2 separate regions of the Homo sapiens genome follow, and region 1 is linked to region 2. The links are chromatin loops, found by intact Hi-C in ENCODE. Cell type or tissue: endothelial cell of umbilical vein. All regions are shown on one strand. Each heading gives the region's core, and the rest is flanking DNA. Links, peaks and the distances in the headings are about the cores only.

The links. A loop is a pair of places that touch in the nucleus more often than their neighbours do. Peaks named below come from ENCODE experiments on the same cell type or tissue, not always from the same donor. Only the 100,000 strongest peaks of a DNase experiment are listed, where the experiment ranks them.
Region 1: it touches region 2 in a loop (19-fold over the local background); 79 of 110 quality-filtered maps call a loop at or near these places.

What each region holds. Positions count from the first base shown.
Region 1 is chr1:59,873,578-59,885,802 of GRCh38, reverse strand. HOOK1 (hook microtubule tethering protein 1) reads right to left here. Exons shown (of 22, transcript NM_015888.6): 22 at 9,481-12,225. Among named protein-coding and RNA genes, the nearest start is that of CYP2J2, 47 kb to the left of the region's middle. In endothelial cell of umbilical vein, for the core only: a CTCF peak has its summit at 6,069 (motif pointing left); DNase peaks (open chromatin) are centred at 5,622 and 6,022; H3K27ac peaks cover 601 bases.
Region 2 is chr1:59,941,171-59,953,395 of GRCh38, reverse strand. It overlaps a transcript of CYP2J2 not described here. Among named protein-coding and RNA genes, the nearest start is that of CYP2J2, 21 kb to the right of the region's middle. In endothelial cell of umbilical vein, for the core only: a CTCF peak has its summit at 5,880 (motif pointing right); a DNase peak (open chromatin) is centred at 5,905; H3K27me3 peaks cover 961 bases.

The sequences.
Region 1 (12,225 bases), core at 2,738-10,737, 68 kb after region 2:
CCGATGCCAAGGTCAATGCCTAGAGGGTTTAGAGGAGCTGAGTCTTTGTCACTCCTCACCACAGAAGCCTCTCTGCCTCTTCCATTAGTCCTCAATGTAGGCAATGGGCTGTAAGGGTGACAAAAACAGTTATCTGAGGCCCCTGTGGCAAGTCTCACATAGGATTTCAAGTGCCCTACTTTACAGCTGTGGGTTTAATAGCACTTGGCATGTGCTATTTGCAGTAACTGGGACTCCATGTGAAACTGAGAGATGAAGAACCCCATTTGGATATCCTGTTACAAATATAATATCCAGCCCACAGTGAGACCCTAATGAGTGATATTTCTCTTTCTGTGTTGAATGAAGGAGTGGATACACGACTCACAGGACACCTCAGGATCTTGCTGTGGCTCAGGGTCAGTGCTGTGAACAGCAAGAAGAGGACAGGGCTATAAATGTGGCAAACACTGGATCCTGCTTTGCTGGGCTGTGACACTCACTATGAAGGATTCCTTGCCACGTTTTTATTTTTACTCTATCACACATATACATGGGTGTTTCTGCCATTAACTATCTGAAAGTACAGTTCCAAGTACATCTGCAGTGGAAGATGCTCCTTCCTTTTATTCTGATTAGCTTTGAATGTATGAGAGTATCCTATAATATAGCTAATAATGTTTTCTCACTTGGTAAAATTGCATTGCTTTCCTCAGTACCCCCATATGCTGGTGGTATCTCCCTAACTGTGGAAAAACCAAACCTTATGAATTTCTTCTTCTACTTGGAAAGAGAAAATGGAGCTGTGCTTTTGGTACCAAGCCTCGCATTAATAGTCTTTTTAAGTCAATTCAACAAACACTTACTGAGCACATACTACGAATCAGATAGTGGTTAACGAAGGGAGATACAGAACCATCCCTTCTCAGAGCTCATTCCAGTGCTGATGAAAGTGAGAAATGGGGGATTATAAACGTAAAAATCAACTGACATTAGTGGTCCCCACTGGGTTATGAAAACCAAAGGAAACATTTCTGAAATACACATGGCTTCACAACATCATTTTTCACCACTGCCATCACTGCATAACCATCTTTGGGGGAAGGATATATGTTGACGAAGTCCCCCAGGCTGACTCCTCTCCATCTCACTTATTCTTGAAAACCACCACCATATATTGTGCCTTGAATTCTCCCCAGGTTTTCTCCCTTCTCCTCTCTTTTTCTTCCATCACAGAATGTCTTAATTTGCCTTCATTTTTGAATAAAAATTTCACCATATATAGAACTATAAATTAACAGGGTTTTTTTCTTATAGAACTTTGAAGATGTCATTTCATTGTTTCCTGGCTTATGTTGCTTCTGATGAAAGGGCCACAATCACTCACATCCTTGTTCCACTATTTATTAGGAGTCTTTTGTCTTACAGCTGTTTTTAAGATTCTTTTCTTTATCATTACTTGTCAGCAATTTGGTAATAATGTATCTTGGTATCGTTTACTTGGTGTTTATCTTTATTAAGCTTCTTGTATTTATGAGTTTATTGTTTTTAGAAAATTTGGATAAATTGTGGCCATTATTTCCTTAAATACTTCTTTTTCTTAACCCACTCCCTGCTCCCATATTTCTGGGATTTCAGTCATACATATGCGGCCCCCTTGATGTTGAATTACTGGCCACTGAGGTTCTGTTAATATTTTTCAGCGTTTCTTCTCTCTATGCTTTAGTTTGGATAGTTTCTGTTCAAGTTTCTGTCTTTAAGAAGTTCAACTGAGTTCACTCTTAGTTTCCTCTGCAGTGTTGAGTTTGTCATTAAGCCCACCCATTAATTTTTTTTATTTCATATATTTTATTTTTCTAGAAGTATCAATGCATCTTTTTAAAAATAGTTTCTATTTCTCTGTTATTTTTCTTTAGATCTTTGAATATACTTATACTATTCATTTAAAAGTCCCTGTCTGTTGTTTTTGTCTGTGTCTCTTAACTGAGTTTTTCTCCTTGTTACAGGTCACATATTTCCACTTCTTTATGTCTAGTAATTATTATGTAAGTTTTTCATTGTTGAGTGTTTTCATTGTCTTCCTTTACAGAGTATTAAGTTTTATTTTAATAGGCAGTTAATTTACTTGTAGGACACCTTAATCCTTTTGAAGCTCATTTTAAAGCTTTGTTAGAGTAGATTTAAAGTAGCCTCCATTCCAGGGCTCCTAAAGAGTGATTTTTTCGCAGTCTCTACTGACTGCCTGAGATATTCAATGAGTTATATCCACTCTCAATGAATATAGCTAATTCCAGCCCTGTAAAAGCTATGGTAATCTTATAAATTTGTTTAAGTTCCTTGTAGATTCTGGATATTAGAGCTTTGTCAGATGGATAGATTGTAAAAATTTTCTCCCATTCTATAGGTTGCCTTTTCATTCTGATGATAGTTTCTTTTGCTGTGCAGAAGCTCTTTAGTTTAATTAGATCCTATTTGTCAATTTTGGCTTTTGTTGCAATTCCTTTTGGTGTTTTAGTCATGAAGTCTTTGCCCATGCCTATGTCCTGAATGGTATTGCCTAGGTTTTCTTCTAGGGTTTTTATGGTTTCAGGTTTTACATTTAAGTCTTTAACTCATCTTGAGTTAATTTTTGTACAACGTGTAAAATAAAAAAACAACCCCATCAAAAATGGGTGAAGAATATGAACAGACACTTCTCAAAAGAAGACATTTATGCGGCCAACAAACATATGAAAAAACGCTCATCATCTCTGATCATTAGAGGAATGCAAATCAAAACCACAATGAGATACTATCTCACACCAGTTAGAATGATGATCATTAAAAAGTCAGGAAACAACAGATGCTGGTGAGGATGTGGAGAAATAGGAACGCTTTTACACTGTTCATGGGAGTGTAAATTAGTACCATTGTGGAAGACAGTGTGGTGATTCCTCAAGGATCTAGAGCCAGAAATACCACTTGACCCAGCAATCCCATTCCTAGGTAAATACCCAAAGGATTATAAATCATTCTACTATAAAGACACATGCACATGTGTGTTTACTGCAGCACTATTTACAATAGCAAAGACTTGGAACCAACCCAAATGCCCATCAATGACAGACTGGATAAAGAAAATGTGGCACATGTACACCATGGAATACTATACAGCCATAAAATAGAATGAGTTCATGTCCTTTGCAGGGACACGGATGAAGCTGGAAACCATCATTTTCAGCAAACTAACACAGGAACAGAAAACCAAACACTGCATGTTCTCACTCATAAGTGGGAGTTGAACAATGAGAACACATGGACACAGAGAGAGGAACATCACACACTGAGGCCTGTCGGGGGTTGCAGGGCAAGGGGAGGGAGAGGATTAGGACAAATACCTAATGCATGCAGGGCTTAAAACCTAGATGACTGGTTGATAGGTGCAGCAAACCACCATGGCACATGTACACCTATGTAACAAACCTGCATGTTCTGCACATGTATCCCAGACCTTAAAGTAACATAATAAAAAATAATTTTTAAAAAGCTATGGCAATCATTAAGCTTATAGCTCTCTGGTAGGTGTTTTCTCTCTAGTAGATGTCCTTTGCCCAACCTCATGGAGTCTCGCTCTACACCCGCAGAGGTTGGTATTCAGCTGATCTCTTTCAAGATTTCTGGAGCTCTTTCTTGCTGTTGCTTCCACCTTTCTCTATTCTACAAATTCTAGCCATGTCAGTCACCCTAAGGTCCAATTTATTTTCTCATCTTACCAAGATTACTGTGTTCTGATTGTTTCCCTGATTCTTGAAATGGAGTCTAGTAAATCGCTCCAGGGAGAAAGCCAGATATTGTAGAGCTCACTTCATTTGGTCCTCTCTGTTGGGAAACAGTTCTGCATTTTCAGCTTTCCAATATCTGGAAAAGTTTATTTACCTTGTCCACTTCTCTGGTCTTTCTTGTGGTAGAAGGGCTAGTCCAGTCCAGTTAACTGTCACAGCATGAAACAGAAGTCTCTCCACTCTGTTGTGTTTTTCATGGAACTTAAGTCTGGCTGAGAGTTATATATATCTGTAAAAAGAGGCTACAATAACTCCCTTCATTGTGTCTACAACCCTTGAAATGTGACTTTACAACTTCTCTCCTCACGAGCTAGCATCTACTCACAGTCTCCTTTACTTGGGGCTGGCCTGGTGGTGAAATGACTTTCCTGGCTGACCCCAGGGCTGAAGAGACTGTGTGTGCTTCTGCGTGCTCTTCTGGGACCCTCCTGCCACCATTTAAACAAGTCCACCTTACTCTGCTGCAGGATAAGAAACATGTGGCTTCATCATTGCCATCACATTGCCCTAGCTGATAGCTGGCCAGCCTCCAGAGCTGTGCATAAGGACTTGAGATGAGTTGGATCCAAGCAAATTTGGAAGTTGAATGCACTTGCATGAGTGAGCCCAGACAAGAACTGCCTGAGCCAGCCTAAATTTCCAACCTGAGATTTGTGAGTTAAATAAATGGTTACTGTTTTAAGCCACTCAGGTTTGAGGTGCATTTTCACACAGCAATAGTTAACTAATACACTACACTCCCTGAGGGCAAGAGCAGTATCTGTCTTGTTCAATTCTGAGTCCACAGTATTAAGAACAGTGCCTGCAACATGGTAGTGTTTAATAGTGAATTAATGAACAAAATCAGTGGATTCATTGTGGGTTGGTGTTAGGTGGGACCTATCACCAGAAGTCAGATCTCCGCCACTACCCCTCTGTCCTTGTCATCTCACCCCATGACCTATTTCACAGCCCTCATGCTAACTTCTATTACAATCCTTCAGAAATGCAGTGGAGGAGCACAGGCTCCTGTCTTACCTCACTCTTTCAGTCCCAGCTGGCTTTCTGGAGTGGTGCCACCTAGCCCATTTCCCCACGCTTGTTTCTCAACAACAGGCTGATGCCCTGGATGAAGATTTTGTACTTTCTGGGTCACACAGTTTTTGTGTATTCACCATGAGCTATTTGTTCTGCTCTGGAAAGCTAAGAACCTTTTCTTCTTTTGAAACAGACAAGGAATTAAGCTAAGCAAGAAGAAAGGGTCAAATGCAAAGGGTCACTTTCAGAGACTGGCTCTGTCATTGATGGTGTTGGTTATAACAATTAGGGTCAGAACAGAGGCTTCTCTTTGCCAAAATAATCTGAAGTCCAAAGACATCACAGGGCTCTGATGCACACAAAACAACATTAAAAGACTCAGCGGGGTAGCACTGGGAGTCAGATGAACTAGAGGTCGGATCTTTGTAGCTAAGCTGGCCTGAATTCCATTCCTGGTTTTTACCATTTATTACCTTTTGCTTGTGAATTAAACAGGTTACTTTACTTTCCTGAAATCATTTCCTAATCTGAAAAATAGAATAACACCTGCTGAGGTGGAATATATAACTGGTCAAAAGTCCACTGTCCCCCTCTGAGGTGCCTCTCCTTGTGGTGCTCCTTCCTGTGGGATGATTATGTATAACCACCTTCATGAATTCAGGAATGGCCGTGTGATTGGCTTTGATCAATAAAATGAGAGCAAAAGTTCCACGAGCCACTTCTAAGTGCTTGAAAGCTGGCTAGTATTGCAACATGTTTCCTCTCTGCCATGAGACCACCAGTGTTCTAGATAAGAGTCTGTCCAGTGTGACAAAGACAGGAAGCAGAGTCACAGCTTATTCAAGATGAACGTATGATGTCAGAAATAAACCTATTTTGTTATAAACTAAACTAAAATTTCAAAATTACTACAGCATAACTTACCCTATGCTGTCAGATACACCTGCATTGTATTTCTTGTGAAAACATGAGATCAAAGTGACATGATAATCATCAATTACAGTAGTAATGCTGTATGGTTATTTCAGAGAAGCATCCAGTTATGCTATTATACAATTTGGAGAACTTATTTCTAGACCTTTTTTTTCCCCAGGCAATTTGATCTTTTCCTCACTGTGTCCACAAAACAAGATATTCTCCCTGCTGACTACAGGATAAATTACAGATTCTTCAGTATGGCTGCTATGTTGTAAAACCCCAGGCTGCCATTCACTTGTAGTCTAGGTGAATGGTGCCCTCTGGCGTTGGATCACGTAGAGTAAGTTTGTCCACAAGCGGCCCAGGATGGCTTTGAATGCGGCCCAACACAAATTAGACAACTTTCTTGAAACATGAGATTCTTTCTTTCTTTCTTTCTTTTTTTTTTTTTTTTTTTTTTTTTTTAGCTCATCAGCTATCGTTGTTAGTATTAGTGTATTTTATGTGTGGCCAAAGACAATTTTTCTTCTTCCAACATGGCCTGGGGAAGTCAAAAGATTGAAAAGATTGGACACCCCTGATGTAGGGCCTGCATAGCCATATGTAAGGGCATGCTCCTTAGGTGGACATATGGTAATTTTTATGATGTGAAATCTATTCACCTTTTGAATTACATCTCTTAGTACTTCTCCTGCCAAAGTACTGAACTATTACTTCCCTAAATAGGCCAGATCCTTCATCATGTCTTTACAGAAGCTAGTTTTTCTGCAAGAAATGTTTAATTATACCTGGCAGACTCCTATTCATCCTGTAAAGGCCAGCCTAAACGTTAGCTCTCCAGTGACATTTTTCTTGACTCTTGGTTAGTTGCTCCTTCCTCCATTCCCTGAGAATTTAATTTAAAAGGTTTTATTTCCTATTTCCATATAATCTCCCAATTAAAATGAGCTTTTCAGAGGTGACTGTGTCTTGTTCACACACATTCAGTACCTGTTTCATGCATAGCAGATGCTCAGGAAATGTTTGTTGGACACACAGTGGAGGTGAGGGGTAGGGGAGAGCAAGCAGCCAAGTGACATTAATGCTGCAGTGTGCCATAAATTTTCCGTAGCCATGCAGCAAGCCATGAACCTCTATATTTCTTAATTTCACATTCTGGAAAAGGTGGGCTTTAAATACTGGTTACTGAGGTCACTCCTACTTTCAAAAATCTGACTTGTGGCGAGAACTTCTGAAATGGTAACTTAAGGAGCTCCAAAAATCCATTCCATAAAAGCACTGAGAACGTGAGCAAAAATAATCAAAATCAACATTTTCAGAATGCTGAAAATTAAAGTCTCAAAACAACCTGAGCATTTGTTTAAAAAAAGAAGAGCTGCTCTCAGTAAAAACAGGGAGCTCTGTTTTAACTTGCCCTATGCCGGTTCTCCTCTCCCCAGCTCTCAAGTATCCTTAAAAGCAACAGTCTCACAATTATGGTAGCTGTGAATACCCGTGATCAAGCAGCCACTGGAGGGAGCAGAATGGGTTTGGAGCACCCCAAAGGCCCCATTCCCAGAAAGTTGTCATTATATGACCTCTCTGGCAGTTCCCTGAAAAGCCCCATTCTCAGAACTTGTCTTTGTTTTACCTTACTAAACGCTGATTCTGTGCAAACCACACTACAGGACATTTGTTAAAAAAAAAAAATCAGTGACAATTGTGCAACATTACAGTAACCCAAGGTAGCAATACAAGTTGGAATTAAAACAGAGGATTAAAAGGATAAACTGGAAATAGAGATGCCCACCGGGGCTTCTAACACTCTAACATATGCCTAGGAATCTAGAAGACCATGCACATGTGAGGGCTACATGCATACCCAGGCAAAGACCTGGAAAGACTCGAATCTCTCATCTCTGGCTGACTGTGAGGGTCTGTGTAAGCAAGAAACTAAGGTTACAATAGAACTGTAAACTACCTGCTGGAGTGTTGAAGGTATAATGCAAAACACACGCAGAGCCCTTTGGGAAAGGCTGAGAGACTTATTTCAAAACATTCAAGGAAATCGCTGTCCAAAATTAGCTGGATACTTTGCTTAAAAAGCACAGAATTCAGTGGCTGCACATGATGAAGAATGGAATTTTTACAGAATTAGTTCAAGTCTCTAAACAAAAGGCAATAACAGTAACAATAATACACTGTGGGGCGGGGTCTGATTTCCAGAGTTTCCACATATTACTTATAATGCCAAATTTCCAATAAAAAATTATGAATCATGTGAAGAAACAGAAAACAATGGCTCATAGACAGGATAAAAAGAAGTTACTGGAAACAGTCCCTGAAGAAGCCCAGGCATTGGATTTACTAGACAAAAGCTTTAAGTATGTTCTATGAGCCTAAGAATTAATTATTGGATAAAGAATTAAGTTAAATATGAAAATGATTTTCCACTGAACAGAAAATCACAATAAGGAGTCAGAAATAGAAAACAGCAACTAACTAGAAATTCTAGATTTGAAAAGTACAATAACTGAAACAAAAAATTCACTAGAGGAACTCAGCAGCACATTTGAGCTGGCAGAGGAAGAACCAATACACTTGAAGATAAATCAATGAGATGATCTATTCTGAGGAGCAGAATCAAGAGAGAATGAAGAAAAATGGGCAGAGCCTTGGAGACATGTGGGACACCAAGTAAAAACGGGTGCATAATGAGAGTACCAGAGAAAAGGATAGAAAGAGGAAGAAAGTATGTTTCAAGAAATAATAGTCAAAAATTTCCCAAGTTTAATGAAAAGCATTAGTCTGCAGATCCAAACTCAACAAACTGCAAATAGAATAAATTTGAAGAAGTCAACACCTAGATCCACAACTCATCATCTTTTTGATAGTCAAGCTGTCAAAAGCCAAAGACAATGAGAGAAGCTTGAAAGTTCCATATCCCCTGGAACTTCAGAAGAATGTGAATTGCGTACATTCAAGCTAGATATCTAGAACAAAGCTGTACCCCACCTAGTTATATTGGAATCTGGGAAGCACAGTTTTGGTTTTCTCTTTTTTTCCTGGATAATAATGTAACAAGCTAAAATATGGGATTCCATCACTAAAGTTAAGAGGGGTAGAATGGATATTCAGGGATAAATAGCAGTCTCTAAAATTATATTACCCAGGAATGTCTTGTTTTTTTTGAGACAGAGTCTTACTCTATCACCCAGGCTGGAGTGCAGTGGCACAATCTCAGCTCACTGCAACCTCTGCCTCCCGGTTCAGGCGACTCTTGTGCCTCCGCCTCCCAAGTAGCTGGGACTACAGGCGCCTGCCACTGCACCTGGCTAATTTTTGTATTTTTAGTAGAGACGGGGTTTTGCCGTGTTGGCAAGGCTGTTCTCAAACTCCTGACCTCAAGTGACCTGCCTGCCTCGGCCTCCCAAAGTGCTGGAATTACAGGCATAGCCACCACGCCCGGCCCCAGAAATGTTTTGATTCCGTGTTAATGCAAGATGTCTAGGTTCCAGAGGTGAAAATGGAGACATAAAAAGACATATTCCCAAATCATTTAATATATCTTTTCATTCCCCAAAAAATTAAAAGGAAAAACAAAATTAGAAGAATGCAATTACTTTTTCTTTACAAACCTACATATTTTCACTCCTCTATTTAATGCAGCAAATAAACATGCATTTATGCCCACTAAAAACCCATCAAAATCAACAGACACAGAAGCATAAAGTTTATTTACTTAAATCATTTCACAACTATTATATTGATAATGGACAATCATTTATTTAAAATAATATCCTAAATACTTACAAAAATAAATCAAATATTGGTTTTATTTTTCAAGTGTCAAAGTCTTTGCCATAGAAAATAGAAAGGACCTTTTATAAGCTAAACATTACATTTGTGCTACATCATTTAATAACTCCACACTCTTTTATGGTTTGTGCTTTACAAATTTCCAAACTACTTCTTCACAATGTACAGGTGCACAATAAAAATGTATGCATACGTTCACATACACACATTTTTACATAGGAATGTTTCTCATTAAATACACATTTAGTGAACTTAACACAGACACTACTGTGGCCTAAAGGCCATCCCCAAGCCCCAGGGTCAGAAGTGCCCTAGAAAGAAATAGGTATAGATGTGGAAACATTATCTAACATTCAAATTAGCACTCTAATTATCAGAAATGATGACATAATGAGGAATACTCACTTTAATATTTCTAAAAAAGATGTCATTAATCTATACTAAATCATTTGACAGCCTTATTCATCGAAAAAATAAACTTCAAATTTTCCTCAATACATAAGTTAATCTCAACATAGACATCACTGCCATACGTACACACCCTTAACCTTAAAAAGAAAAGGAATTTTAATCTTAGAGCAAGTGCTTAACATTGAAGATCATTTGCAAATTGGTCTGTGGTTTTACTTTATAATCACTAGGACATTTAATTCCTTATCAAATAGACAAATGCTGAATATCTCTTCATTGGTATATGTACTCAAGCCTCCCTTATAACACAGATGTGTATAAATCATGGTTCAAGATGAAATGTTTATAATGCTTTACCACCCACAGGGTGTCAACTCACTACATTAACCAGATGTGGAAAAGAATCTCACTTCTGATCAGTTCCTGAATTTCTGTATGATTAATCACAATAATACAGAACTTTAAATTACATTAGTCTTATATAAATACTTACATATCAAACGTTTTGAATCCTACTTATCAACTAGAAAAGTGATAAATCAGAAATTTCCTTTTTCTCTATTAAGAAAAATGAATCTAGCCTTATGTCCTTATTCAGAAATTGCATGATTTAGAAGTTCCAAGTATAATGATCTGATCTGTGAAAACACTAATTTATTAAAGTTAATGTTTTACAATAAATTCCTTTAAAACGGAGTTTGAAGGGCTTGTAAAATCTCAATCATAAGCAAGTAGAAACACCAAAGGGGCAGATGTCTTCGCTGACTAAAATATGTCAAAATGCCATAATATTTAGAAAATGTTAAATACCATGCTAAAATATTTTCAAAGGCTTATTTTATTTTACCAGAAGTCACAGGCAAGCAGACACTACAAGAATATATGAAAATGAAACTCAACAATATAACTGTATCAAAATCTAAGAGGTAGTCAACAGAAGTAACCCTGATAGAACAACATATCCTGACAGGTGCTCCCTAATCTCGGAGATGCAAATGCAGTACGAAATTCTTGTATTTTCAGTAAAAAGTTACCAGGCAAGAATCTAAAAACCAGGTATCTAAAAAATAATAATACTGTAAATGGAACAATACTCACACTGTATTTGCAAAGAAAGTCTATGAATAAAATTTAGACCACAGCTCTACAGCATGCAAGCCAAATCTGGCCTACCGCCTGTCTTTGTAAATAAAGTTTTACTGAAATACAACTATGCCCATTTTGTTTATATATTGTGTATGGCTGCTTTAACTCTATAATGGCAGAGTTGAGTACTTGCAACAAAGATCATGTAGGCCACAAAGCCTAAGACATTTACTAAAGTATTTACTCTTTGTCCATTCACAGAAAGTTTGCAGACCCCTGGTCTAAACACACTGCTGATAGGTATGTATGTTGAACAGCACTGAAATGATTAACTATGGTTGTCACAGCATAAGGTATTCAACTGTATGGAATGTAAGATGCTAATTATGTCACAATTCAGTTCCTTTTTATATCTGAAATAGTCCTAACATTTTTCTTCTTTTTGTGGTCTAACATCTAATATCAAATAGTATTTCCAAGTTACTATAAAAAGATTATGGTACTATCCAATAGAACTTTCTGCAATGATGGAAATATTCTATAGCTGCCCTGTCCAATATGGTACCCACTAGCCACATGTGGCTATTGAGCATCTGAAATGTGGCTGGTGCAACCAAGAGACTGAGTTTATAATTAATTAAATTTAAATTGTCATATATGGCTCATGGCTATGATATACGACAGCACATATTTAACACAACTAAAATTCAAAAGTGCTAACTTTTAAAAATGACCCCAAAAGTTCAAAAGTAACACCTCTGAAAATAAGAGCTTTGGGCAGAAACGAACTGAATACCACAAACTGAGCCCAAGATAAACTCCTTAATAAGTAAACAAAATCAAACTGATCCCACCTTGTTTCATCACTGCAACATCCCTTTTCAATGAAGCAAAATTATTATATGATACAATTTTTCAGCAGAAGCTAAATACAACTTTATGCTTAAAAGCAATAACTGAAATCTTCATTAATTACCTTAAAAAGTATATAGACATTTCACAAAAAGTATATATATATATATATATATATATATATATATATATATAGCTTGCTTTCCATCAGAAAGTCACCTATTACAAATGTCAGTTTATTTCTTATGCTTAACATTTTAAACATGATGTCCAGAAGCCCTTATTTGCCATAGGTACAAATTAGAACTATGAGATTAGATTTTCAGAATATGCAAAATTTCCA
Region 2 (12,225 bases), core at 2,162-10,161:
ATAAAGCAGGCTGTTGTCATGGTGTTTATATACATTATCACCATAGTTCTAGGACCTAGAACAGTATCTAGCACAGAGGGGGTGCCCAATAAATATTTGTTGAATGCATGATTAAATGCTTCCCACACTAATAATTAGACTAAGCCCAATCACAAGCCTTATTTAGACAGGTGCTGAGGACTTAGTGAGCATTCAAGTAGAGAACTTCCCTGGGCTCTGACACAAAGGGCAGCCACCCGTTGTCATAAGTGGTTTGACCTTCCTCGCCTATGACCTTTTGCATCATGTGTATCCCCACACTTGGAAGAGCTACTAAGCAGGCCAGAGGAGAGCTTTTCCTTGACCTTCCTAGGTTTTCTCTAACTCTATGGTCTTACTTATTTCTCTGACTACATATGTTTGCATTTCACTCTTTTCCAGTTGCTGAATATCCTTTCCATGCCTTACTTACTGTGTACCTGATCCTGTTTCCCTAAAGCAAAGCGAACCATTCATTTTGCTTATTCTACTGCATGAATGCACTTAATCATTTTCATGCAAACAAAAGATAGGTAGAGGAGGGACCATGCCTTGCTGGCTGCTATATCTCCAGTGCTTCTATGCATTGGGTGTGTCCTGGTGCACAGTAGGACTCAACACATATTTGTTGGATGAACACATGAATAAATGATGACTCCCAGTTTATATTTGCTATACATTGATGGAGTACTTGTATTTCTGATATACTGTGCCAGCTGCTGAGGACTCAGAAAATAACTAGTCTTTATTCTGGAGTTGTCCTTGTCTTCTCTGGTTCTGCCTGGCTTGCTGAGCAGCAGTCTCCCCCTTCTGGGAAGGGTTCTTCCTAATACCGCTTTCGGCTGCCCTCACTGCCTCCAACACCAATTAGACAATGCCTGATAACTTCACCTGGCATTCTGTATGTTGTCTTCTGGATTCCCCACCCCTAACAAGTCCCATGCCTCCTCTTGAATCTGCCATTGCTAAGCACCAGCTGATGATTGCCCAGACAGAAGCCATCTGCTGGTTATTAAGGAAAGTTAAATAAGCAAATATGCTCCAGGGAAGTTTAGAAAAAAAAAAAAAAAGCATACGCATAGAGAATTGGCAACTGGTTGACCCCTGTGACACAAGGTTCATTGTGGCTATGTTAGGCATGCGTCCCTCAGGATTACTCAGCTTACTGGCTCATGGGAAGCCCTTCTGATGAAGCCTGCCCTCATGCTCCTCCCTAGCACAAAGGCAGCCCCCAGCACTTCATTAGATGCTTCTGTCATTCACTCTATCTGAAACACAGTCTCATTTGGGACCAGGGTGGGCCTGGTTAAGTGCATAGGTTTGGTGCTAGCCTTACAGTATTTAGTGAACTTTGTATTGGGTAGTCAACAATGAACAAAACAGACCCTACCCCTGATATTATGAAGAAGATAGTAGAGTGGTCAAAGCCATAGTTTCGATGACAGAGATGGGAAGTGGGGTAGGAGATTTGATTAAAAGCGCTGCTCAGAGGGCAATAGGGTCAAAAACAAGAATGTCAAAACTGATAGTTAAAAGCTGAGCCAAAGATATGGTATTACACCAAGGGCCAGAAGCTAGCTGGACATGGCATGTGGAAAGAGCAAGGTCGGGAGAGAAGACAGGAGGGTCCTTGGTGACTAATAAGGATGGGATTAAGACCCTCAGAGCTTACTTTCAGTCACCATACATTTCTTGGTGCACTGAGAGGTCAGAAGGGGTTTTCAGAAATAAGGTAGGCTCATTCCATGACCAGTCATTTAGTATTTGTTAATTACTACTATGTACTGGTCTTACACTATATGATCCAAGAGATAGATAAATAGGACCCAAGCCTAGTTACAGGGTTCTTAACAGGCTTACAGGGAAGATAAGGACCACATATATTGATTAAAATATTAAAACACTCAAGGTTCTGCTTCAGTTATCTGATTTTTTGCTTTATTATTTTTTTTAAATGTGAAGAACCTTAAGAGAAATGCTATGAAAGTTTAAGCTGTAGGACTATTTCAAGCTTAGAAAAACAGGGAAAGTGACATTTTTCTGGGCCTTGAAAGCCATGTGGGAATTGGACATAAAACCATGTAGTCTGGAGAAGGATCAGAGATAAATAAAAAGGAAGTTGTAAAGCAACAGAATGTAGAGGTAAAGAACATGAACACTGGTATTGAACTGATCAAGGTCAAACCTTGGCCCAGCTACTTAGCTGCTGAGTGACCTTGGGCAAGTAACTTAACCATTTCTATGTCAGTTTCCTTAGCTAGTGTGGAAATTGTTTTCAAAAGTGGCCACAATTCCTCCCATGCTCCTTACAAAGGTACGTTGCCATTCTTTCCTTCAAGAGGGGAATCTAGCTCCCCTCCCTTCCATTTGGGCTGGGTATTTGCTTTGAGGAATAGAATCTGGCAGAAGTGGTGCTATGCTGGTCCAGGCTCAGGCCTTAAGAAGCCTGGCAGCTTCTGCTTTCACCCTCTTGGAAGCCAGCCAACATGGAAAAGAATTCCAGCTAGACCACTGAACAGTCAGAGACCATGCGGACAGAAGGGACATGTGGAGGAGAATTGAGGTGCCCAGCAGACAGCCAGCATCAATGCCTCAGATGTCAAATGAGACCGTCTTGGACCTCCCCATCTTAGTTGAGCCACAGCAGGCAGTGCACACAGGACTGAGATGAACAGTCCAGCTGAGCTCTGCCCAAAGTCCTGGCCCATAGAATTGGGAGCAAAGAAATGGCTTTTGGTCAAGCCACTATGGTCGGGGGTGATTTAAATTACCCGCTTCATTGTAAACAGCCTAACTATCTCCTTTGTTCACTACCTCATTACTGCAAGAGATGGCAGAGTTTGGTTAGCAATGCAGAAAAATCTCCAAGTATTCCAGGTGTAAAGAACTTACCCATCCACTTGGAAAGCTGGGAAGCAAATGTCAGGGAGGCCAACACTGAAGATTCAGCCTGAGGATCTGAAATGGGCTCTAAAGAGCTTGCCATCAAGTCAATGAAATATGAAGAGCTCTGGGAAGCTCTTGATTGTGCTGTCCTGTTGCAGCAAAGCAAATGGTCTTGACAGCTCACAAAAGAACCTCTCTGAATTCTGTACCTGTACCTACTTAGGGCTGCAACTGACTGGAGAAGAGCAGTGTCTCCTTCCGTCATACCTACCAAATATCCTGTTTCTCCTACTCATTGGTAAGCTCTAACCCAAACTGTATGGGAAGGAGATTCTCGGAAATGGAGTCCATGGCTTCTTAGAGTCTTTAGCTGGAGTGCTAATAATACCGAGTTGACAATGGACCATTCAGCTCAAAGTGCAATTCATTAGTTGTTAGAGAGTCTTGACCTGTTCAGGTCTTTGAATTGGACTATGCTTCTTCCCCATTCCCAAAAGTTTTCACCAGGTCAGATGATACAGAACAACAACAGGAGGAAAAAGAAAAGAGCATCCAAAAATGCCAACAGAATATTCCCCTCCTTCTTCCTTGAAAGTAGTAAGGCAAACAATAGCAGAAGTCCTGGGGTGGTACTGAGAGGGTGGAGCAGAATACTCCAGGTGACTGGAGCCATTAAAAAAAAAAATCCCTGGCAAGAAGACTTCTGTAAAGGAAGGGAAAAATAAATATCTGCTGAGAGCTACTTCCACTCAATAAAATCTTGCACTTGTTCTAAAAAAAAAAAAAAAAAGCTTCCAGTCACAGATCAAGATATCCCACTAGAGAAATTAGGACCTGCTCCCTCTAGTGATTGGGGGTTACCGGGGTTTACTCATGATGGAATTGTTTGAGACTTTATGGAATTAGCCTGCAGACTTTATGGAAGATATTGGTGTTCACTTATTTACTCCACAAACATTTTTTGAACTCCATGAACTTGGAAAGTTGTCAAGGATATACAGTTTCTTCCCTCAAATCTAACAGTAAATTGATACAAATAAGTCAAAAATATACAATACACTAAAAAATAAGTATATTTAGTCAAAGGGAACATAAGGATTTTATCCAAATACCACATGAGGAAGCAGTCAATTCTAGGAGTCAGGGGTGGGATTTGGAAAAACTCAAAGACAAATAGCTTTTATATCCATACTTTTGAAAAATGACTAGAAATCCATAGCAGACAAAGAGGATCAAGGACATTCCATGCACACGCAAAAACATAGAAATAGGAAATTATGTGGTGCTCTATGGACCCATAAGTTGTGCAATAGGTCTGAGATCAAGTATGTCAGTAATATAGGCAACAACAGAGACAGGGTAGAAGGAGGAGTTGGATCAGCCTGTAAAGACTTCTGAATGCCATCAGGAGAGTTTGAATTCTGTTCTTTTTCTTTCATTTTTTTTTTCAGAGATGTGGTCTCACTATGTTGCCCAAGCTGCAGTGCAGTGACCATTCACAGGCACAATCATGGCACACTACAGCCTCTAACTGCTAGGCTCAAGCCATCCTCCTTCCTCAGCCTCCTGAGTAGCTGGGACTACAGGTGTGAGTCACTTCACCCAGCTTGGATTTTCTTCTTTAAGTCAGTATTTTCCAAAATGGGTTTGCATTTGCACCAAGGGTTGCACTACATTCTCCATCAGGATGCTGAAAAAAAATTTTGATAATGATAATATTGCTACAGCAGTCCTTTAAATGAAATACCCAAATAAACTGAAGGTAGAACAACACAGGGTTTAACTGAGGTTTTCAAAAATAATCAAATGCATCCAATTGCATTGCTGTCATCAAAAATATGATTATTAGTGCAATAAGGTAGTGTATACTGTTAATATTAGGTTGGTGCAAAAGTAATTGTGGTTTTTGCCATTATGGCAAAACCTTTTGCACCAATCTAATAACAATATGAGTATTAATATTTTTCTATCTTAATTTTTAATTTTTATTTTTGTATGTTTTATAACATAAATAATTTATGACCATAGTAGTACAGTTATATGATTTATAAATGCCTAAATAAGTTTATGTTGTTGGTGCATGCTGCAAAGTATTTTACTAATAGATGTGCATACTCAAAACATCTGAAGGCCACTCTGGCAAGTGATGGACAGCCATCAGGGGATTTCATATAAAACAGTCTCTTACTGTGAGTTTTTGGACATACCATTCTCATAACTGTTTAGAGAATAATTGAGGGAGAAAAGAATGGATGCAAGGAGACCACTTAAGAATAGTCAAGGTGGGAAATAAGGGTGCCAGATTAGGTGGTTTTGATTATTTAAACCTCTTGAAATAAAATGCAATTAAGACTATGTTAAAGCAAAGGGCACCAACTTTCTAGTGGGCACCAACTTTCACTAGAAAAATGAAGATTCTCCATTTTCATCCTGACAGAGAATCCTGTGCAACCCCTGGTGCAAATGCAAATCCACCTAATCTTAGGGGTCTGGGAGATGCAAAACCGAAAGAACCATTGCATTCTTCCCAAAATGACTCAGGCTCTTAGTGGCAGAGACACAAGGGTTACAGATAATTTTTAAGCTAAGTTTTCAAATATTATGGATACTTCTTCCAGTAGAAAGGGATGCATAGGGCATTCCAGCCCACAAGATTATACATGCAGAAGCACAGAGCAATGAGTGTGCCTCCCTCATGGAGGAAATAAAGATGCCCTTAGATGGAGCCAAGGATGGGAAGTTAAGCTGGCCCAGATTATGAACAGCTAGGAATGCTGTGCTTTCTCAGGAATTCACACCTTATCATACAGTCAGTTTAGACAATGAATATTCTCTAGAAGTTTACTGGCGTGATCACTCTCATCGATGGCCTTAGATCTGGAGACATAGTGGTTGGAAAGAAACATGAAAACAGCCAAGCTCTCCTAGCAACTCTGGGAGTTGGCTTACTTCTGTAGTTGCACCTTAAGACCACATGGGGGCGGACTCAACCCATCGCATCCCAGAAGCTCTCTGGCTCAGCTGAGAACGTCAGATTTCACCTAAGCTCTCCAATTAACTGCACTCTTGGGTGCTGTTTTATATTGCCTGTCTTAAGGGGAATGCACTTTTTCTGCAGTTAATGATGCTTTATGGGTTTTCGCCAAATAGTCTTTGGGATTCTCCAGGTCAAATACTAATCTATTCTTTTGGTGTTTTAGTTTTCAAACTACACAGATGACATTCCATGGGATTTGGCAGTGCAGCCACTGACAGACCATGCACTGTTTTGCTTTACAAAATGTAGCACATTGTGTAGCCTAACCTCATACCTCTATGTTGTAGACAAAAAAAAATAAGTCTCAAGGAGGAGCATAGCACAGTGGAGAAATAAAAGTAGCTAGAGAGAACAGCATACAGGTCAGGAGACTGCATGAGTCTGAATCCTGTCTTCATCACTTAATGGATGAATAGTTTGGGGCTATCCTTCACTTCACCCCTATGTCTTCGTTTTCCCATCTTCCTCAAATTAAATTAGTTTTTTTTTTTACAAAATGCTTTTAAAATGCTTCAGAAGTTGCCAGGAATTAATAAGAACTATATGCATTAGGTATTATTATTTCAAAGATTATTATATTTATGCATATATAAGAACTATATGCATTAGGTATTATAATTTCAAAGATTATATCTTCATATTTAGAAATTGTATTGGTGCTATTGTAAATATAAAAGTTATTTTGTTATGTGTAAACTCTAACATTTTTACCTTATGAAATCTAATCTCTTCATCATCTTTTAAAACATTTGACATTCCTTAATGTCTCTTTCAGATTGCTTTATTTTCTGTACTTCTTAGAGTGTGAAGTTTTCCCTTACATTTTGTGTCTCTTGACTCAGTCAACAAATGTTTGCTGAATATTTACTGTGTACCGATCATTGGCGACATAGCAGTGAACAAAACAGACAAAAACCTTTCCCCTCATGGAGCTCACATTCTAGTGTGGGGAGCAGAGGAAGAATAAACTATCAGTGCATGTCATATGCTAAATGAGAATTAATGGTGTAAGAAAAAAATAAAGTAGGAAAGAAAGGAGTTGCAGTTTTACACAGAGTAGTCAGAAAAAATTCTTATTGAGGTGATAATTTCTGAGCAAAGACCAGAAAGAGATTAGGAAAAAGGACATACAGCTATCTTGGGAAACAGCTTTGCAGGCAGAGGAAAGAACGGAGCAGAGGCTCTGAGTCAGGAGGGTACCTGGCACATTTAAGGAGGGCAGGGTGCCAACAGTAGACTAAAAGAAGGTGAGAATCCTAGATCAAGTCAGAGAGATCACAAAAGCCAGGCCATATAGAGCCTTTCAGAACATCATGAGGATGGTGGCTTTTACTTTGAGTAAGATGGGAAGGCATTAGACAGGTACTTTAGCAATGGAATGGCATGATCTGATTTTGTTTTTAAACTCTGGCACGATTGTGCATGAATGTTCACAGGGCAGCCATAAAAGCAGGAAGACTGTTAAAGCAGGCTTTTGCCATAATGGAGATGAGAGATAAGGATGATTTGTGAAAAGATGCTAGCAGTGGAGGCAGTGAAAAATGATTGGCTTCTGGATAGATACACAAGGTAGACTGAAGTAGATTTGCCAATTAACACTTGAAGTATAAGAATGAGAAAAAATAGGATGATTCCAAACTTCTTAGCCTGAGAAGCCAGAGGATGGAGTTTTCATTTCTAGGATGTAGAAGACAGAGAGAGGAGCAGGTTTGATAGGAACCTATTCAAGTTGCCAACAGGACTTTTCTCGTAATTGGCTAGAGCAGCTGATTCTCAAGTGTATAATGAAAATTGAAATTTAAAGAATAGCCAGGAAATTCTGAAGAAAAGGAAATTGGGAAGTATGGGGACTAAGTCTAAAATTTATGGAAGATAATAATTATGCTTCTATAATTTAAAAAAGGCTCATATTAGCATATAAGTAGACAGAAAGCTCAATAGAGCCCATGGAGGCCCCAAATAGTTTTAACTGGATAGATAAGTAGATAGACAGATACATAGATAGATAGAGAGATAGATAGATAGATAGATAGATAGATAGATAGATGACAGAAAGAGATAGAGAGAATTTTACTTTCTGATTAAGATAGCATTTTAAATCAGTAGGAAGAAGATAGATTAGTTAGCAAATTGAATAGCCATGGTAGAAAAAAAAAATGAAGTTAGATCTCTCTCTTCGTCTCATAACAAAATAGTGTCAGATGGGCCAAAAATATTACAGCAAAAATTAAACCACAAAAGAATTCAGAGAAAATCTGGCGACATAATATTATTGCAGTAAAAATGCTGTTCTTAACCATTTTTTTAACCATTTTCTTAATTGTGTCAATTAAGCATGACACAAAGCTGTGAAGCCCCACTCCCCAAAAAAGTTTGATAATTCTGGCTACATTTTAAAAACAAAATTTCTACATGGTAAAAATACTATAGTCAAGGTCAAAGACCAGAAAAAATGTAAAGAAAATACTAGCAACATAAATAATAGATAAATATCTAGTTATCTTAGTGTATTATGGGATATACAAGCCAACAAGAAAAGTATCAACTACCCAATAGAAGAAATCTGGGTGAGGGTCATGATTTCAGAAAAAAAATAAATGCAAATGGCTTTTTTTAAAGTGGCATTTAAAATAATGCAATTAAAATAATGCATTTTTTGAAATTTAAAATTTTTTGACCTTTAAAATAATGTAATTAAAAATAATAAATAATAAAATTGAAACTAAATGTCATTTTTTACTAATCCAACTGGCAAATAACCACAAGCTCTGAATTGGCAAGCAAGGAAGAAACAGATATTCTTGTACGTAGGAAATAGAGACTCTTGGCAAGGAAATCCAGTCATATTTATCGGTATTTAAATGAAAATACCCTTTTGCCCAATAGTTCTCCTTTTATGAATTTGTCCTACAGACATACTCAAGAATTTTTAGGCCAGGCACAGTGGCTCATGCTTGTAATCCCGGTAATTTGGGAGGCCAAGGTGGGCAGATCACTAGAGTCCAGCAGTTCAAGACCAGCCTGTCCAACATGGTGAAACCCCGGCTCTACTAAAAATACAAAAATTAACCAGCCGTGGTGGCGCATGCCTGTAGTCCCAGCTACTTGGCGAGCTGAGGCGGGAGGATCTCTTGAGCCTGGGAAGTTGAAGCTGCAGTAAGCCGAGATCACACCATTGTATTCCAGCCTGGGTGACAAAGTGAGACCCTGTCTCAAAATAAATAAATAAATATGACTACAAACACCTTCTCTGAAGCATTGTTTATAACTTTAGACAGCTAGACACAATACCAATGCTCATTGTATGAGACATTATAGGTAGTCATTTTTTAAACTATAGAAATCTATACATACTTAAACGGCTAAGATATTTTATTAAACTAGAATTGCAAGGCTTAGGATCATATCTCTAGCAAGCAAGCAACAATTTGTACATTAAAGGGGCCACTAAGTATACAAATGCATATATGTATATATGAAGCTACATTTTGAAGGAATTACCTTTAGTTGCTGTCTCCACTTCAACTCCCATTTCTTCAGCATACCACAATCAAGCTTCCTTTCTAGCCACTCAACTGAGATACTCTGAGATCACCAGTGACTTCCACACTGATAACTCCAAGTACCACTTCTCTGTTCTTATCTCATTTTTTCTCCGCAAATTCAACACACTGACCAATCCCTTCTTTTTGAAGATCTTTTCTCTTACATCCTTGGTGATGATGTCGGACTTTCCCTTCTTTCCCTACAACCCTTTGTGGGGGGAAAAAAAAAAAACTGCTTCAGATATTTTCTGCAATACTTTTGAAAGCTCTTGAACTCAGTTATCTTGCTAAACCCAAAATCATGGCATATACTCATCGAACTTGCTAAAATTGACTGTTTCCTTGCTAAACTTCAACTACAGACCATACTTTCCTGGACTTGTTTACCTGTAGCCTGTCTAATTCTGACCACTCGTGCTAATCTCTGCATTGCCCCAACAACATATTCCTCTCTCTCCATCCGTATTTTCTCACAAGAAATCTATGTGCCCAGAAAACATCAGCTAATCACCAGGGGTGAGGACGAGTTGTACTTCCAGGCCCTCCTGCTAGCAGTTATGAAAGGTTTCCTCTCTCTTTCTCCATTCGGCTGGTCTTTATTTCAGGGCTCTTGCTGGCTCCTTCTCCTCTCTTCTACTTCTAAGCTTTGGCAGATCTAAGAGTCTTTCAGTACCTCTTGATTCTCTCTCTATATTCTTCCTAGGTGATTTCGTCCAGTCCTGTGACCTAAAAATACTTCTTCCTAAATCATCAGACCTGAATAATCAGCTTTCTACTTGACACGTCCACTTGGATAACTAATAAATACATCAAATTTAAAATGGCCAGAAGAGAATTCTTTATTGTTCCACTTAAACCTGTTCTCCTTTCATTTTTTTCTCATATCAACAAATAGCACCACCACCCAAAATTGAAACATTAACTATTTTTACTTAGTTGTTAAAAATTAGATACTTTACCTTTAGTTTCTTCATTTTGTAAAACGGGGTTCATAAGAGTACCTACTTCAGAGGATGGTTATGCAGTTAAGTGAGTTACTCTGTGCCCAGCACATAGTAGGTTCTTAAAAGATATGATTGTTATTATCATTATTTTTTATTACTCTCTTCTCATCAACAAGCTCGTTTTAACTCTACTTCCAAAAACATTTCTTGAATTCCATCTGCTTTTCTTCCCTCCCTCTGCTACTGCTAATCTAAGCCAATGCCATCCACCAACCTGTTCACTGCAATGATCTCCTAACCTGTCTCTCCTACTTCTGCTCTCACACCTACAGTCCACAATCTTTAAGGAAATTTAGCAGAAAAAAAAAATCAGATCATGTCACTCCTTGATTAAAAAGCTTCAACGGCTTCTAATCAAACTTAAAATATAAACCAAACTGACCCTGGCTTACACATTCCTTGTCCTACCTGATGTCTATCCTCCAACCCTGAAACATTGCCCCACTCCTCCCTCTCCTTCACACACTCTGCCCCGCCACAGGAATATGCCAAGATTCTTCCCATTTTAGGAGAAGAATCTTTTAGGCGAATCTTTACACTATCTAGTCCTTCTTCATGGAATGCTTCCCCCTCCCCTCAACTATAACTAGCTCTATTTCTGGCTCCTTCTTGGCATTCAGGGGTAAATTGCTATTCCTGCTCACAAGACCCTCCTAGGTCACCAAACCTCAAGCAGACACCAGTCACTTTCTTTCACATAGCTTTATTTTATTTTTCTGGATAATTCTCTGAATTATCTGATTTTTAATTTTTGGTTTATTGGTTTATTATCAGCTGCCTCCAGCCAGAACATAAGTTTCACAAAAAATGTGGTACAAAATACAAAAAATAAAAAAAGGTACCCCTGTATAAGGCACTTATCACGAATGGCGCTTGCAACACTGAACGTTGTTCTGGGTGAGTCAGTGTGTGAGTGGAGAGTGAATGTGAAGACCTAGGACACTACTATACTTGACTGTAGGCTTTATAATTTTTTCCATCAATAATAAATTAATCTTAGCTTACTGTAAGTTTTCTTATTTATAAACTTTTAAATTTGTTGAACTTTTCACTCAATAGCACAGCTTAAAACACATATTGTGCAGCTGTACAAAAATGTTTCATTTCTTTATGTCATTATACATGTTTTTCTATTTTTTATTTTTTTTAAACTTTTAAAACATTTTTATTAAAAACTAAGACACCAGCACACTCATTAGCCTAGGCCTACACAGGGTCAGAATCATCAATATCACTGTCTTCCACCTCCACATCTTCTCCCACTGGAAGATCTTCAGGGCAATAACAATGCACCTCTTATGATAACAGTGCCTTCTTCTGGAATACCTTCTGAAAGACCTGCCTGGGACTATTTTACAGTTAACTTTTTTTCAATAAGTGGAAGGAGTACACTCTAAAGTGATGATTAAAAAGTGTAGTAAGTACATAAACTAGTAACATAGTTGTTTATCATTAGCAAGCATTATGTACTGTACATAATTATTTGTATTATACTTTTATATGACTGACAGCACAATAGGTCCATTCACATCAGCATTATCACAAATATGTGAGTAATGTGTTACACTATGCCATTACAATAGCTACAACATCACTAGGAGATAGGAATTTTTCAGCTCCACTATAACTGTATGGGACCACTGTCATATAGGCAGGCCATCACTGACTGAAACATCATTTTGCAGTGTGTGACTGCACATAACCTAAGCCAGGCCAGCAGAAGACACTCTCCTCA